2 separate regions of the Homo sapiens genome follow, and region 2 is linked to region 1. The links are chromatin loops, found by intact Hi-C in ENCODE. Cell type or tissue: Caco-2. All regions are shown on one strand.

Region 1 (8,000 bases):
TGCTGGAGTCCAGGCCCTTTCTCTCTCCGTGCAGGGCTGGGGCGACACCGAGTTCTCTAAGCAGTATGTGTCTGTGAGCAGGCCTGGGAGGCTGGCCCTTTGCCCTTCCGAGAAGATCGCTGAGCAGCAAGTGGAAGTGGTGCATGGTTTCTCCAAGCAGAGTGGTGAATAGACATCAAGGGACAATTCCTTTCTGTATCAGCCTATTTTGCTAGGAGCCTAGATCTAAAGCTTTACGTGCCCCAAATCTGGGTGCCCGACCCAGTTTGTCAAAGTGGGATTTCATTTTAATGATCAACCTTGCAGTCAGAAGTGTGGTGTATGTCAAAAGACAGTTCTGTTGATTTTGACCTTGGGATTTTAGGGCAGTAGTTCTCTGACTTTTCAATTTCATGGACAAGTAAAGTTTCTGCAAAATGGGAGGGGAATGGCAGGCAGCCAACAGAGGTGTGCCAACATTCTGGTCTTTCCAAGCATGGACATAAATAAAGAGAAACTCGCCATCTACCACTGACACAGTTATACTCTTTAATATGGGAAAGGCACCATCTCTGAAAACAGGGCCATCCTTTGAGTGGACCTAGTTTAGCTTTATGAAAAATGCACAGTATTTCTTGCTCGTCAGCATTTGGGACTCGTGTTGTTGGAAGGCTTTGAGAAACCATTCATGCCCTTGTGTGATCTTCTGTGGACAAAAGCAGTTCCCAGGTAAACTCGCTCTGAGGCTGAACCTACAACCTCAGAACCCCCTTTTTTCCAGGGAGGTCACGATAGCCATCACGGTTTCTTAATTGTATGGGGTGAACAGATTCTAACTTTTCATTTCTAACTTAAAGTACTTCTTCAGGTTGTAATTTGACATTTGCAGAAGGGACTATAACTTGGCCATTAATAGTGCAAATTAAGAAATAGGTGAGGCTGGGCACAGTGGCTCATGCCAGTAATCCCTTTGGGAGTAAGCACTTTGGGAGGCTGAGGCTGGAGGATCACTTGAGGCCAGGGGTTTGAGACCAGTCTGGGCAACATAATGGGAACCCGTCTCTACAAAAAAATTTTACAAACTAGCTGCACCTAGCGGTACACACCTGTAGTCCCAGCTACTGGGGAAGCTGAAGTGGGAGGATTGCTTGAGCCTAGAAGTTGAAGGTTACTGTGAGCTATGATTGCACCACTGCACTCCAGCCTGGGCAGCAGAGCAAGACCCTGTCTCTAAAGAGAAATAAGTGAAGGACAGCTACATTCAGAGCCGTCCTGTGGAGGCCAAGGTCGGGAGCAGCTCTGGGTGGGGTGCAGAGTTCAGGGTGCAGGCATGGTGGCCCGTGGGAAACACTGTGCTCTCCTGCTCTGGCCTTCAAGGACAAGAACCATTTTGGGGACTGGCAATTGTTTTTTCACTTAAACCATAAGGGCATTGCTCCTTAGAAGGGCAGCAGGGAGCCTCAAGGCTTGGCTCCCATGGTAAGTCCTTTGCAAGTCCTGGCCGTGCACTCGGGTGGTGTCTGCGGGCTGAGACCAAGGCTTGCGAGCGCTTCTCACAGAGCCTCTCCCCGCCCAGACTTGCTGACTAAGAGGAGCCGCTTCTTCCTCTCTGTTCCTCAACTTTCTCTTCTATTCTTCGTTCTTTCCTGTTCTTCCTCCCGTTCTTTTCTCCCTTCTTTCTTCTCCTGGGCCCTGGGAAAGCTGAGCGGACGTGCTGTGTGGACGTCTCCTTCGCACGCTTCCTCCCTAGTGCCTTTGTTGCGGGCTGCAGGGGGCGTTCGTCCGGGGATCTGCCGCCTCTCAATAGGATCTCGTTCTCCTCTTGGCTTGTAGGTTGATGCTTCTTTCTGGAAACAAACCAACTCTCCTTCATTCAATAACTACATTTCCCAGTTCCAACTTTATACTATGCCACACGGTAACACACAAAAACAAAAAACACGAGTCCTTTCCCTGCGGGGCAAATTTTATTACAAAACGGGTCCACAACCAAGATGGGCCACGGACATTCTGCTGCCAGAGCCTGGAGTCTGGCCAGAGCTGGCGGTGCTGTTCTCTCCCCGATAGTCAGTGGGAGGTCCTGTGGCAATGTCATGGGCCATAAGTGAGGGGAGGGGATGAGATTTAGTGTTTTAAACCACAGACAAAGAAAACTTTAAAGTGAATGGGGCTGGGCGCAATGGCTCACGCCTGTAATCCCAACACTTTGGGAGGCTGAGGCAGGAGGATCACCTGAGGTCAGGAGTTCAATACCAGCCTGGCCAACATGGTAAAACCCTATCTCTACAAAAATTAGCTGGGCATGATGGCAGGTGCCTGTAATCCCAGGTACTCAGGAGGCTGAGGTGGGAAAATTGCTTGAACCCGGGAGGCGGAGGTTGCAGTGAGAGGAGATCGTGCCATTGCACTCCAGCCTGTGCGACAGAGTGAGACTCTGTCTCAAAAAATAAAATAAAGTGAATGGGAAGTTCTGAGTTGGGAAGCTCCTAGAAAAGGGAGTGCTTTTTTCTTCTTGCTAGAGGTGCAAATAAAACAATCTTGGCCTAGCAAATGTCTTTCTGGAAACAAGACAGAAAAGGCACCATGGTGAGTTCCCCTTTGTGATATTACTGTAAAAAAGCACTATAAAGACTGTTAAGGAAAATAAATTCAAAAGCCACATTTGCCCATTTTTTAAAATGGGTGAGTTCTATGGCATGTAAGTGACATCTTAAGAAAGCTGTTTTTTTTTTAAAAAAAAACAAGGCACAAAAATATCACCCCCCTTGTCTAGTTATCAGGTGCCCTGTGGCCCCAACCTGGGATAAGAAAATCACCCCGTTCTGGTGGGCAGGCGAATGCCGCTGCTTCCCTGGCAGAGTTGGGTGCCACCTCTCTGGGCATTGCCTGTGCTGCTGACCGTCATGGTGCTCACCTCCTTGTCTCCTCCACCATCTGATCGCTCTCACTGCTTGAGGGTAGGAGTGCTTGGCACACACGTTGATTGTTCTTCAGTTGCTTGATGATGTGACTTCCCCTGAGAGCCCCCATGGCTTCTCTTGGCTGATGTCCAACAGCAGAGTCACGCGACAAGTGACGCTTCGGACCAGGCTTGTTAATGGGCTGCAGGGGGCCGAGGACAGAGCAGAGGCACCTGAACTGCCCAGGGAAGGGGTTGGGGGTTCTCCTTCCAAAATGGCCTAGTGTGTGGACTATTATTAAAAGTGCCTCTGAGAGGCCAAGAAAGCCTATGATTCAGTACACCCTGAATGAAAAAGAAGAAAAGTATGAGATACTTTAGACTTTTCTATCTCAAGTTGTTAAAGGAAAATATTCAGCATTTAAGTAGTATAAGTTTCAATTATAAGGAAGCTCATTTTCCAGAAAACTCGACTCCTTAGAGAACTGGGACATTACTAGGCTAGTTCATGGGACACAAACTGGGCCTCACTGTGACCCACACCCATTTTTGTGTGGCGTGCATGCTATCGGCCACGTGCAGCTTTTACAATAGCTGAGGCAGCTGCCCACCATACAACCTGGGCAATTCCCTGTGGCTGCCTGGTTCAGCTCTGCTCCCTGCAGGCAGCTTCTGCCCTGGCCCCTCCTCACGGCCAGGACCTGCCCTTAGACGGGCCAGCGGGCATCCTGGTGCCACAGCTCCTTGTTCCCCCCAGGTCCTGGCTCAGCTCAGCTCCCAGCCGCTTGAGCACGCCTGCTGACCTGGGTTCCTGGGTCCCTCCCTTGTGTTCAGCAGCTCCTTGCGGCTGAGCCCCAGTCCCTGAGCGGGAGCTCCGTGACATGAGACACCCAGGGAAGAGCCACCGCGTTCTTTCGCAGTGCATTTATGTGGGGCCGTGAGTCCCCTGTTCTCACCCAGGGACTGCAAGGAGCGCCATGAGGCTCTGGAGTAACTGCCCTGCAAGCTGCTCGGTGACACACACACCCTGTGGGTGGATGTGGATGAGTACATGGTTCCCACTAAGGATCTGCTTAGTGGAAGGACATGAGCCTGTTTGTTTACCTTTCACACGGTCTAACAATCACTTAGAAGAGTCACCCTGGACACCCAGTCCTGAGTGTGCTGTCACCTCTGAGAGCCACACCCAGCAGCCCTCCAGCCCTTTGTCATTCATGATGCCTTGAATCACGGCCCTCAGAGCCCTCCAGTGGCAAACAGGGTGGTAGGTGCGGGTGGGCTGCCCGAGGTGAACTGGCTGTGGAGGCCGGGAAGGCGGGGCATGTGCCGGGCCGGGCTGGGCGAGCTCCTCCTGACTGCGGGCCAGGTCTCCACCGAGTGTCCCCTGCGGGCAGCTTCGGCGCAGCATCCACTCCATTCTCCCGCCGACCTATCGTGGAAGGCACTGCTGCCCCATTAGACAGACTGGGGCCTGGGCTCAGGGATGCAGGTGCCTGCCCACAGAGGGTGGATCCTAGCCCAGGCTGGCCTGGCGCCAGGGTTCATGCTCCACGCCCTGCACTCAGTGACAGCTGCAGCGGCCCCACCACTCCCAGTGTCCCTGTGGGAGGGGCGGCCAGATGCAGCTTTGAGAAGACAGCAGCTGCCTACAAAGTGCTTTCTGGAAGGAGCTGCAGACCCCAGTTCTGCCGAGCCCCGGTGGCACCTGTGTATCTCTGCGATTCCCTTGGAAGCAGGGCCTCGGGAGGGACCTGCCACCGAGCCCCGTGTGGCGTCTGAGGGTCCTCTTTCCTGTCCCCCAGGATGCCTTTCAGGAGGAGTACTACAGGACGGGCACCTTCCCAGAGACGCCCATGGTGCCCCCCCGGCGGCCCTGGACCCTCGTGAACTGGCTGTTTTGGGCCTCGCTGGTGCTCTACCCTTTCTTCCAGTTCCTGGTCAGCATGATCAGGAGCGGGTCTTCCCTGACGCTGGCCAGCTTCATCCTCGTCTTCTTTGTGGGTGAGTGGAGGGCAAGGGGCTGGTGGGTGCTGACAGCACCACCCTGGGAGAGGTGGCATCAGGGCTGGGACGAAGGCCATCTGTATAGGCAGTTGTGCCGTGGATGAGGAGCAGGCTCAGCTTGCAATCACAGGGAAAGATTAGACTTCAGGATGAGTGCGAGGCCCTCGAATACCAGGCCTGGGACCCCCTCCGCAGCCTGGACGGTCCAGCCTCCCACCTGGGGCTGGATTCCACACGTTCCCTGTTGGGTGGTGATGCAGCTGCCACTTCACTCCCCGACAGCTGGGAGTGCTCCCTCCCTGTCCTCCGCAGACAGCTCTGCTCATTGGCATCATTTCCTGCTTCTGAAGAAAGCCCTGTGCTGGAGCCTGGCGGGGACGGATGGGCAGCTCCCTGCCTTCCTCTGGGGGCGCCTGTGGCTTCTCCTTTGCTGCAGGTGGATGACACTGAGTGGAGACACTCGGCGACAGAGCTTTTCATGGGTCTGCGCTGGCTCCAGGTGACCGGTATTCTCGGGCTACTGCTGCTTCTTGGTGGCAAGCCCCTGTGCACCCTGCTCCTTGCCTCTGGCGGGGCAGCCTGTCGTGCCTGCTTCCTGCCCTGTGAACAGCAGGTCCGTGCTTCCTGGAGCCAAGGAAGACTTTGGGGTTTCCCTGTGAAAGGCCCTGTCTCCCCAAGCCTGGCGTCCTCTGAGGCTTTGGAGAGCCCGGGAGAGACGGCACATTGTCCAAGCACACAGAGATCACGTGCTTCTTCCAAATGGACAGGACTCAGTTATTTTCTGTCAAACACAAAGATGCAGTATGCTCACTATAAAAGGCCCAAGCAATAGACAAGCGCAGAAAATGGAAAGTGTGTCAGGAGACCATTCCCATTGAGCCCACTTCCCAGATAATCGTTAATGACAATTTGATGCACGTGGTGGTTCCAGTCTCAAGCATATGTGCATCTATAAACCCGTATCAGTGGAGTTTCTTCAGCTCGCCTTTTCACCTAATGAATCATAACCACCAAAACAGGTCACAGCACATAAACCTAGCTCATTCATTCTGACTGAGCCAACCAATGCTGCAGCATATGGGTGCAGTAGACAAGCTGGCTCCTGTTCCTCAAATAGACCCTACTATACAGTCTTTTGAAAGATTAAGATGTATTTTAGTGTTAAAAATTAAAATATTAAAACAACACCCACACCGTGTAAGGGAAAAAAATAAGAGGTTGGAGAAGAAAGCACCTCATCTCCTTAAGGCAGGTCCAGGGGCACCCCCATGCCCCGCCATGCTGAGGCTGGCCAAGGGTCCGGGGCAGCTGCAGGTGCCAGGGCCCCTGGTAGGGCGGGGGCAAGCTCAACCCTTCTGCTTCAATAGCAGGCAACAGCAAGGCACACACACACCCACGCCGTCTTGGAGAGGGGCCCCTTCAGGATGAAGGCTGCAGACAGGGCCACCCAGCTGTGTAGCGAGTACCAAAAAAAGAAGCCTGAGCACTGCCCAGGGTGCAGTGTGGACACAGGGCGTCTCCAGGAGCATCTGAGGGGTGCAGTATGGACACAGGGAGTCTTCAGGAGCATCTGAGGGGTGCAGTGTGGACACAGGGAGTCTTCAGGAGCATCTGAGGGGTGCAGTGTGGACACAGGGAGTCTTCAGGAGCATCTGAGGGGTGCAGTGTGGACACGGCGTCTCCAGGAGCATCTGAGGAGCTGACTGCCGTGCCCCATTACTCTGAGCCTGCGCCTGACTGCATTCTTCCCTGAAGGACTTTGTGTTTGTGTTCTTTACTCCTCTTCCAAGGCCACACGGTCCACGTTTTACTCACTTCTTTCTGCTCTACAATAACTCCACTCTCACTGTTACTGTTACGCTCCATGCAGGAGCCCTCCAGTTTGTAAATGACCCATGGGAGATGCGTGCCTCCTGCTGGCTGGGCTGGATTCGCCCATCCCAGGCTCTTGCATCCATGTCCCAGTTAGTTTATCGACCGCGATGCTAATGCTAGATAATCCTGTGCATCATGATTTGGGGGATTTCATTCACTTATTCGTCTATCCATTCTTAAGCATGTATTATAAATGGACTGTTTTCCAAGCCCCATGCCCAGTGCTGAGCACATCAAATGATTAAGTCTTGGGCCCTGCACCCAAGGACCTCACCACATCTGCCCGCTCCAGAGGGTGTAGTTGAAATTGCAACTTCTGAGCATTAGGCCCTGCTTTCCAGCTTCCTATATTAAACTGGGCTCCCACGAGGGTCCTGCCCATTCTCTGGTGTAGGCAAATCCTGCCGTCAGAGGAGAGGGCGGGGATTTTCTCACTGCTCTAACGCTTGCACCAAAAGCAGTGCTGAAACGTGTTGGGCACTCGATACTCGAGCTCTTGCGTCTTCCAGGCTCCTGGTCTGTTCTTTATAAAACTTCGCTGAACATGCCCTGTTAACTTCCTGTCCCTTATTCACAAAAGAATCCTCTTTACCTGGGGGTCAGCAGAGGAAGCCAGGGATTTCTCTGAGTCCCTGCGAACGGCTGTGCATGGCTTGCCAAATCATTCACCTTCAGGGTCCAAGGAGGAAAACCCCCACCAGAGCAGCCTTGCTTTGTCTTAATGTCACATGGATGTCCACACTCAAGGATGATTGTAAAGCCGGCAGGATGATGGCACCTCAAACCCGCCAGCCAGCTCTGAGCTGGCGCTTGTGATTTGCGGCCACGGGCCTTCTCACTTGCTCTGTGGGAAAACGGCCCTGTAGTCTGTTTGGGCTACTCCTAACTCTGCTCTCCTTGTCTCTGCAGCCTCCGTGGGAGTTCGATGGATGATTGGTGTGACGGAAATTGACAAGGGCTCTGCCTACGGCAACTCTGACAGCAAGCAGAAACTGAATGACTGACTCAGGGAGGTGTCACCATCCGAAGGGAACCTTGGGGAACTGGTGGCCTCTGCATATCCTCCTTAGTGGGACACGGTGACAAAGGCTGGGTGAGCCCCTGCTGGGCACGGCGGAAGTCACGACCTCTCCAGCCAGGGAGTCTGGTCTCAAGGCCGGATGGGGAGGAAGATGTTTTGTAATCTTTTTTTCCCCATGTGCTTTAGTGGGCTTTGGTTTTCTTTTTGTGCGAGTGTGTGTGA
Region 2 (8,000 bases), 410 kb after region 1:
ATAAATCGTTTCTGGGCCTGTTCTTACCTTGTTCTAAGACTGACTTGCCAGGGCCAGGAATGTGGGTGGGCCACACACCCCCCTACAACCCTTCCAGGACATTTCTTCGGCTCCACTTGAGGCTTCCCACAATCAAATGAAGGGGCCGCTGTGGCACAAGGTGGGAAAGAAATCCCATTTGAGACAAGGTAGCAATTTTGTGGTGTAATTCGAGACAAATTCCAAGCACTGAGTTTTTGACATCTTAAAGGCCGAACTAAATAGTAAAATCATCATCTTTTGGAACATTTTCTCTAAGTTTCAAAAGTGGTAGTAGACAACACAGGACCCTCTCTTTTCAAGAAAATATAAGCACTTTGTAATTATTTTGTTGGAGAAGTGATCAAACAGACTGGTATAGTTTAGCATCAGAATGAGATATTTTCTGAGAAAACCTTGATTGGGACAAATGGTTATTTGTCATTGTTATTCTGACTCCATGCAGTATGTTTAGAACATGATGCCATCCTTCCCATAATCATCATCATCACCATCACCATCTAAACCATGTAAAGTTTACTGAAAACCATAATTGTCATCACTGCTGAAAGGCACAAAGGTTTATTTTTCCATGTGAGTCTCTGTGTGTGCACGTGTGTGTGTGTGTGTATGTGATTGTATGTAGCAAGGATTACTGTCCTAAGTTGAAATGTTGCCTTCTGTCAGCCAGCTTCAGGACAGCTCCTCTGGGGAGCCTCCCATGACTAACCAACGGCCGTGGGGGTGACTTAAACATATGACTTTATTCTTCTTTTCCTCCTCCCTGCCTTCTCTCTGTAGCCAGCCCACAGGGTCTCTGGAGGTAGGGACAGTGTCCCATCTTTGGTACCATCCACCAATGCCTACAACAGTGCAGGGGCTGCAGAGGGTATTCAAAAATGCTTCTCTGTTGTCTCCAGCCCTTCAAGGTCTTCACAAATGTAAATGTTAATATTTTAAATAATTGTTCATACAATTATTAGTAACAACTGTAAGAGGAAATTCCTTCCCAACCAACCAGAGATTCTATGCTCTAGTGAATCTGGAACCTGGGTTTTCCAAATAACTTTACATTTGCCATGGGCTGTTCTGAGAATCTATCTATGGAAGCCTTTTTTTAAAAAAAGAAGCAAGGCATAGAATGCAATCATCTTCTCTAGTGCTGAGCTCAATTTCTGCTAGTATGCCTTACATACAGTAGACATGCATCGTTGTACTAAAAGAGTAACTACAGAAATGATGGTACCCTGCTCCTACTATTCAAAACAAAACTGAATGTTTCTATTTATTTTTGCTTATTATTATTTGTACTGTATATGTTGGTGGAAAGGAAATAGTTATTAAAATCATTCACCACCAGAGGCTCTAGCTTTCTCAAGCACGAGTCAAACCTGAATAAACCATATCCTTCTGCATGAAACAGTCCTCAGGATTTCCAAGTGTCTGATGGGAACGCTTCTCACCAGGCTTGGGGTTAACCTCACTTGTCTCACATCAAGGTTAGGTGGGGGACCTCACAGTCCTTTGGGAAAAATCTTGTTCCCATTCTTCCTTCTTTCTCCAATCTCTAAGAACCTGATTCTTGTACATCCTCAATGTGGGTGAGGACACCAGAATTGCACCTGGGAAACTACTGCACTTCCCTTCCATGGGAGTCAAAGGTGCATGAGTCCCAGGCACGGTAGTGGGGTCTGAGGCAAGAAAATCAGTCTGGGCTCAACTTCAAGGCAGCCTGTCAAGGATAGAGAGCCCGGGCAGTGAGAGGCAGTGGTGTGTACCAGATGGGGCCAGAAGTGGAGAACTGGAACTGACTCCATCGAGGGACTTTGAGTTAGAGGTGCCACCAAGATGCTTCTGCAGAAAAAGTCAGCTATCAACTCATGCTAAATCCAGAGATCACAATGCCGCATTACAATAATATTGGCCAAGTAGAATCTTTCATACCATCCTAACCCCTCCTTCCTCCCTCTTGGTGTCCCTAGGAGAAGCCCAAATGCGAAGCTGGGCAGTGTGGCTCCCATGATCTTCATCACTGCCCTGTACCACCTTCCCAGGCAATCTCAGGATGCTGGTCTTCAGTGGACTTGGAGGCCAAGCTCCTTCCCCCAGCTCAAGGTCCCTCCACATGGCAGACCCAACCACAAGCAACCAAATTATGCATAGGAGAAGTCCAGGGTGGTTTTCTGTAACTAGGACAAATTGATTGGTCAGCAGAATGTTAAATATGGGACAATTCCAAGTAGCTTCCTTTCTTTTTTTTTTTTTTTTTTTCAGAAATACCCATGGATTTGTTATTCCAATTCTTTAAGAACTAATGTCAACTCCCCTTCCCCTGATCCAAGCCTCATACTCCCAACAAGAGTCTCAGAGCAATGAGGATGGAACCCAACAAGCAGTCTCTAAGCTATGTCACTAATGTGACTTGTGAGTAGTAAACTTATAAGAAAGGCCATCTGGGGCTAAAGAGCTGCACTACCTTTCATTGAATTCCTAGGATGGCCATCTGAGGTTTACAATGTGCGTTACATGCTTACCTGTTTCCTGCTGTTTGTATTTTCTTTCTTACTTCTCAGCTGTGGAAAGGGAAAGTTTTTCATCCGAATGACTCTAAATTTTTCATGCATCCCACGCTAGACATGGCAGCATTCAGTGGGACCATCCTGGGGCTGACTAGATTACCTCTAAGCTTGCTCTTTGGGAATTTTACATTTATTTTATTTATGTGTGCCTGGGGCGATGGGCAGGTGTTCCTCTAACAAATGTGGCCAATAGTAGGGCAGATTCAAGATGCCCATGATGAAGAGTGGGGTCTGATGGAGAGGGCAGCTATCTCCTCCCCAGAAGCAGTCTGCTCAGAAGCCCTTTTCCTTTTTTGTTGCAAATCCATATTAAGTAAGCAGTTTCCTTACCAAAAAGAAGGCAACCTACCACACTGAGGGACATCACAGTAGTCGTAAAGTTTTCTTGGATTTGTCGTGTAGCACCAGGGACCACCTACATCACCATCAGGGTTACGGCAGTACTGAAAACAAGAAGGCATGTAAGCTCCAGCTCACGTGGGGCAGGAGAGGGAGAAGGTGTTCCAAGGCTCACGCATTTCATGTCTATCCTTAGAAGACATAAAGGAGTGTTTCTTTTTCCTTCCTTCTTTTTTTTTTTTTTTTTTTTTTCTGAGGTGGAGTTTTGCTCTTGTCGCCCAGGCTGGAGTGCAGTGGCATGATCTCAGCTCACTGCAACCTCCATCTCCTGGGTTCAAGCGATTCTCCTGCTTCAGCCTCCTGAGTAGCTGCAACTGCAGGTGCACGCCACCACACCTGGCTAATTTTTTTTTCTATTTTCAGTAGAGATGAGGTTTCACCATTTTGGCCAGGCTAGTCTCGAACTCCTGACCTCAGGTGATCTGCTTGTCTCAGCCTCCCAAAGTGTAGGGATTACAGGTGTGAGCCACCATGCTCAGCCTCTTCTTCCTTTCTATTATTATTATTATTATTTTGGCAAAGTTATTTTTTGAATGCTCTAAAGCCGTCCTTCCTGTGCCCCTGTTCAAAAGGAGCTATGAGGCCACACCCCTGGACAGGGAGTGGTGACCCTCGGGGGTCTTTGGAGAATGGGTCTCCCTTCAGGAGCCTGACCCAGTGGAGGCCTTAGAGCCCCAGCACCAAAGGACAGTGGGACATCATTGATGTGCATTGTCCCTGGAGGGCTCAGCGCTCTCCTACCCGATGAAGCCTGTTTGCTGTTGATTCAGAAACATTTATTTCCATGCATTGTGCGCCCTCTATGGGGCAAGACACAGAAAGGCAGTGTTGTCCTCCCCTTCATATGACACTGTGGTAGAATAAGAAACGTATATTTGGTCTCTGCCCCCCAGTTCCTGACACGGAGCTCCTAAATCCCTTGGGGGTTCCTGAGTGAAGGGAGCATCTTTTGTTTGAATGAAGCAACTCTTGGTGGGTTCTTGGATAGTCTCAGGATGGGGCTGGTTGCCAAAGGAACCAACCATGTGATTGCAGGGTTGGAACTGTTCAGCCCCCCACGTCCAACTTCCAGGGAGGGAACAGGAGCTGAAGGTGAGCTGGTCTCCAATGGCCAACGATGTATTCAACTGTGCCTCTGTAATGAAGCCTCCATAAAAACCCAGCAAGACTGCACTTGGAGAGCTTCTGGGTTGCTGAACACTTGGGGTACCGGGGGCTGGTGCACTGGAGAGGGCATGGAAACTCTGAGCCCCTTCTCACATGCCTTGCCCCGTGCATCTCTTCTGTCTGGCTGTTCACCAGGATCCTTTGTAATATCTTTTATAACAAATGGGTAAATAAAAGTAACGTGTTCCCCTGAGTTCTGTGAGCCACTCTAGCAAAGTAATCAAGTAGAAAAACAGATTTTTGTCCAGTTGGGCAGAAGTACAGGTCACCGCCTGGAACTTGGGATTGGCATCTGCAGTGGGGCGGTCTTGTGGGACTGAGCCTTAACTTATGGGATCTGACACTGTCTCCAGATAGAGTGTCAGCACTGAGTTACATTGTAGGACACCCAGCTGGTATCTGCTGGAGACTCGCTTGGGGTGTGAGGAGAAATCCCCCCACATCTGGTGTGAGAAGTGTTATGCTGCATGGGTGTGAGAGTGGGGGAACACAGACACTTTGGTTTTTCCTATATCTCAGTCTTCCCTATTCATAGGCCCCAAAGTAAACCATCGCAGAGAATGCATGAGGCTAAGGGAAGTCCCATGGTGACCTGATGGCCCATCCAAATTTTTTCTCGAAAAATCTGACTTAAATTTCATAAAGGGCATCTTTGATTACTGGAACCTAGCATACAAACACTAGAAACTAGAGACAGTCCCCAATAATGGAAACTTTAAAGAAATGTCACTAAAGGGAAGAGGCCTGAGAACCCTCACATGTGTGGAGGTTTCCTGGCCTGTGCTGCTTGTACTTTCCATACTAAGGCCAATTATATTCTAGCTTAGCCCCCTGATGCCTTTCCAATATTTTCTTCTGTCCCCTCTCCCCCATTACAAAAAAGAGCAGTCCAGGTCAGATTTTCTGTAACACAGAACCAATTCTGTTTGCAAAGATTGGTGAGCAAAAGGCCAAAGAGTCCAAATCAAAGTGGCTTACATTTTTTTCCAGACCCGCCCGTGGATTTGTCTCTGGAGTGAAAATGCTGTGTCTATGGGGCTCCTGGGCAGCCCAGTCCTGGCATGGCGTCCCAGTAACAGTGGTCGCCCTCTTGCCTCGGTATCCTTTCCCATTCCCAAACATACAGTCTGTACAGGGAAAAAATGGATGATTATGAAGAGCCACAGAGACCCAGGATGATATGGAATCAATACAGTCATGTCAGGTTTCTCTAGGATGACAGAATCAGGGGCCACATTCCTCAGAAACTGCAATGCTGAAGACTGCAATGAACGCTGCCTACCTTAAGAAATTACTGGAGATGCTTACTGGCTTGGAAAGAATCACACATATGGCAGCATGATAGAATACGAATTTGGACTGGGATACTGAGATAACCCATTTTAGAACAAGGTGAGTGGTTAAGTTGAGCACCTTGGAGGGTTTGCACCTGTCCTAAAGGCACAGCCCACTCACGTTGTGCCAAAAGTCACACCTCTGCCTCCTTGAGAGAGTGCACTGAGGCTTCCTTCCACATGGCAGACCCTCTAAAAACACTTGATTTCTCGTGTAGCATGGAAGGTTTCTGCATCAGTGAGATTTTCCATGGCTTTTCATCCCAGCGTCCAAGTGTGTAGATGTCCAGCCACAGATTTCTTACCTTCTTCGGAAGGAGTCTCTACATCTGGAAGCAGGACAACAGGCGGAGGTGCTACAACACTCGCTTCTGTTCCTGAGCATTTTTTCAGGTTGCAGTACTCCCACCTGACGCTGGGGTCTGTGGTAAAACACCAGGGGCCTTTATCGGCATCTGGATTCCTGCAGTAGTTCATTGTCAGGCCACTGGAAATTCCAAAACAATACAGGTCACAAGAGGTGGGAGAATATTCAGGGGCACCCAGCACCCTCTACATTTTGTTCTAACAAAGTGTTAACAAGTGGCTTTGAAATATTCCCATTATAGGTACAATAATGTTGTAACAAACAAAAATGGTCCTCAACTTCTAAACAACTGTGTACATTTCAAAGACAGATTTTAATTTTTCTTTAAAAAATCAAAAGTAGTATATGCTCCATATAAAAACTCAGATCATACATAAACATGTAAATAAAAGGATCAGAATATCCCCCTCCCACCTTCTGCCAAATACATTTCTCAGGAATAACAGGTACAGATTTTAAAGTGCATATTTTATATTTTTATGCACATAAAAGTATATCTCTAACTGTCTAGCTCTCTGTATTTCTCTCTATAGGACTGTATTGTGAAATGTGCATTGGAACTAAAATACATTTCTCCAAGGAGAAAATGACATCCAAGATGGTATCATTCCCAGGCCAGTCACCTTACTCTAAGTACTCACAGTGTAACTAAAGGGATCTACTTTTACTATGAAAAACAACCACGAAAAATAGTGTTACTGTCAATACCGTATCAGGTGTGTCAAGTGGGTTTGTTTCTGCAAGACGTATCAAAGCCACCCTGGGAAACTAGCTCCCAGGCAGGATGCCATTTCTCTAGGATGGGTTCCTGGGCAGGACATCCTCTCCTGCTCTCAATCCATCCTCTGCTGGCCACTGCCACTCCAGGTCTGAGGGAATGGGGGATGAGTTGGAAGAACAGTGGGACTCAAGATATAAAGGGAGACTATGGGATCTGAAGAGGTCGGGCAGCTACGGAGGAGTCCGAAAACAACGGAGTAATAGTCAAAGCAGGCGAGGACCCCGGGCTGGGGGGGATCTTGGAGAATGTGCTCCCCCTCATGCCTCCCAAGAATGTTGCTCCAACCTCTCAGAATCCTCACATTCATGACCTGTGGCTGTCTGAGAAAACGGGAAATGTATTATGTACCATGGGAATGCAACATTGTCTCTCTAGCGACTCTACACATGTGATCTAATCTCAAGCCCAGACACCCCATTTGAGGAAGTTCATAGTCTAAGCAACTGGATGTGTTAAAAGGCTGAGCATTTGAAACAGATTTCCACTCTCTTCAGTTGAGGTATACTTTTACATAGTGTGAAATGCACAGATCTTAAATGTTGTTTGGTGAGTTTTGATGATCACCTATACTTGTGTAAACCACACTCCCATATGATACAGAACACTTCCATTACTCTAGAAACACCCTGTGTCACTGCTCATTCAATTCCTGCTACCCTCTTCCCACTGCCAGAGGGAAATACTATTGGTTTCCTTCACTAAAGATTAGTTTTACCTCTCCTCAAACCTGATATAAATGGGCTCATACAGAATGTACACTTATGTATCTGCCTCCTTTCCTTAATATATTTTTGAGTTCCATCCATCCTATTTGAGAGGATCAGTCACTTCTTCATTTTAATTGCTTAATAATATTCCATTATATGAATAGATCACAAATTATCGATTCATTTTCTCATTGATTGACCTTGTAGTTGTTTACAGTTTGGGGTTATAATAACTAGAGCTGCTGTGAATATTCTTGTAGATCTCTTTGTGGACTTCTGTTTTCATTTCCATGGGGTAAATATTCAGGAATAGAATTGCAGTTTTTTGGGGTAGACTCATAGTTATTTAACTTTATGGAAAACCAGCATACTGTACTTTAACCAGCGTATGCGAGAGCTGCACATCCTCGCTCCACATCAGTGACAGCACTTATTGTTGTGTCTTCTTAATGATACCCATGCCCATTAAGTGTTGGTGACATCTTGTGATGGTTATAATTCTTATATCTTTGATGGCTAAAATGTTGAGCATTTTTTCAGGTGCTTATTGTCCATCTGTCCATCGTTCCCTGAGAAATTTCCTATTCAATTCTGTTGCCCATTTTAATTAGGTTGTTTGTCCTCTGATTAGTGAGTGGGAGAAACGTT

The links. A loop is a pair of places that touch in the nucleus more often than their neighbours do. Peaks named below come from ENCODE experiments on the same cell type or tissue, not always from the same donor. Only the 100,000 strongest peaks of a DNase experiment are listed, where the experiment ranks them.
Region 2: it touches region 1 in a loop (3-fold over the local background); 3 of 110 quality-filtered maps call a loop at or near these places.

What each region holds. Positions count from the first base shown.
Region 1 is chr6:161,136,301-161,144,300 of GRCh38, reverse strand. AGPAT4 (1-acylglycerol-3-phosphate O-acyltransferase 4) reads left to right here. Exons shown (of 9, transcript NM_020133.3): 8 at 4,681-4,879; 9 at 7,667-8,000. The coding sequence ends at 7,761. LOC124901455 (a long non-coding RNA gene) reads right to left here and starts at 4,685. Exons shown (of 2, transcript XR_007059860.1): 1 at 3,835-4,685; 2 at 1-3,223. In Caco-2, CTCF peaks have their summits at 3,928 and 4,138 (motif pointing left); a DNase peak (open chromatin) is centred at 4,130.
Region 2 is chr6:160,729,035-160,737,034 of GRCh38, reverse strand. It overlaps PLG (plasminogen), which reads right to left. Exons shown (of 19, transcript NM_000301.5): 11 at 5,803-5,984; 12 at 5,142-5,290; 13 at 2,947-3,040; 14 at 28-148. Among named protein-coding and RNA genes, the nearest start is that of PLG, 31 kb to the right of the region's middle. RefSeq lists a silencer at 3,767-3,846. In Caco-2, CTCF peaks have their summits at 3,769 and 5,963; DNase peaks (open chromatin) are centred at 3,744 and 5,914.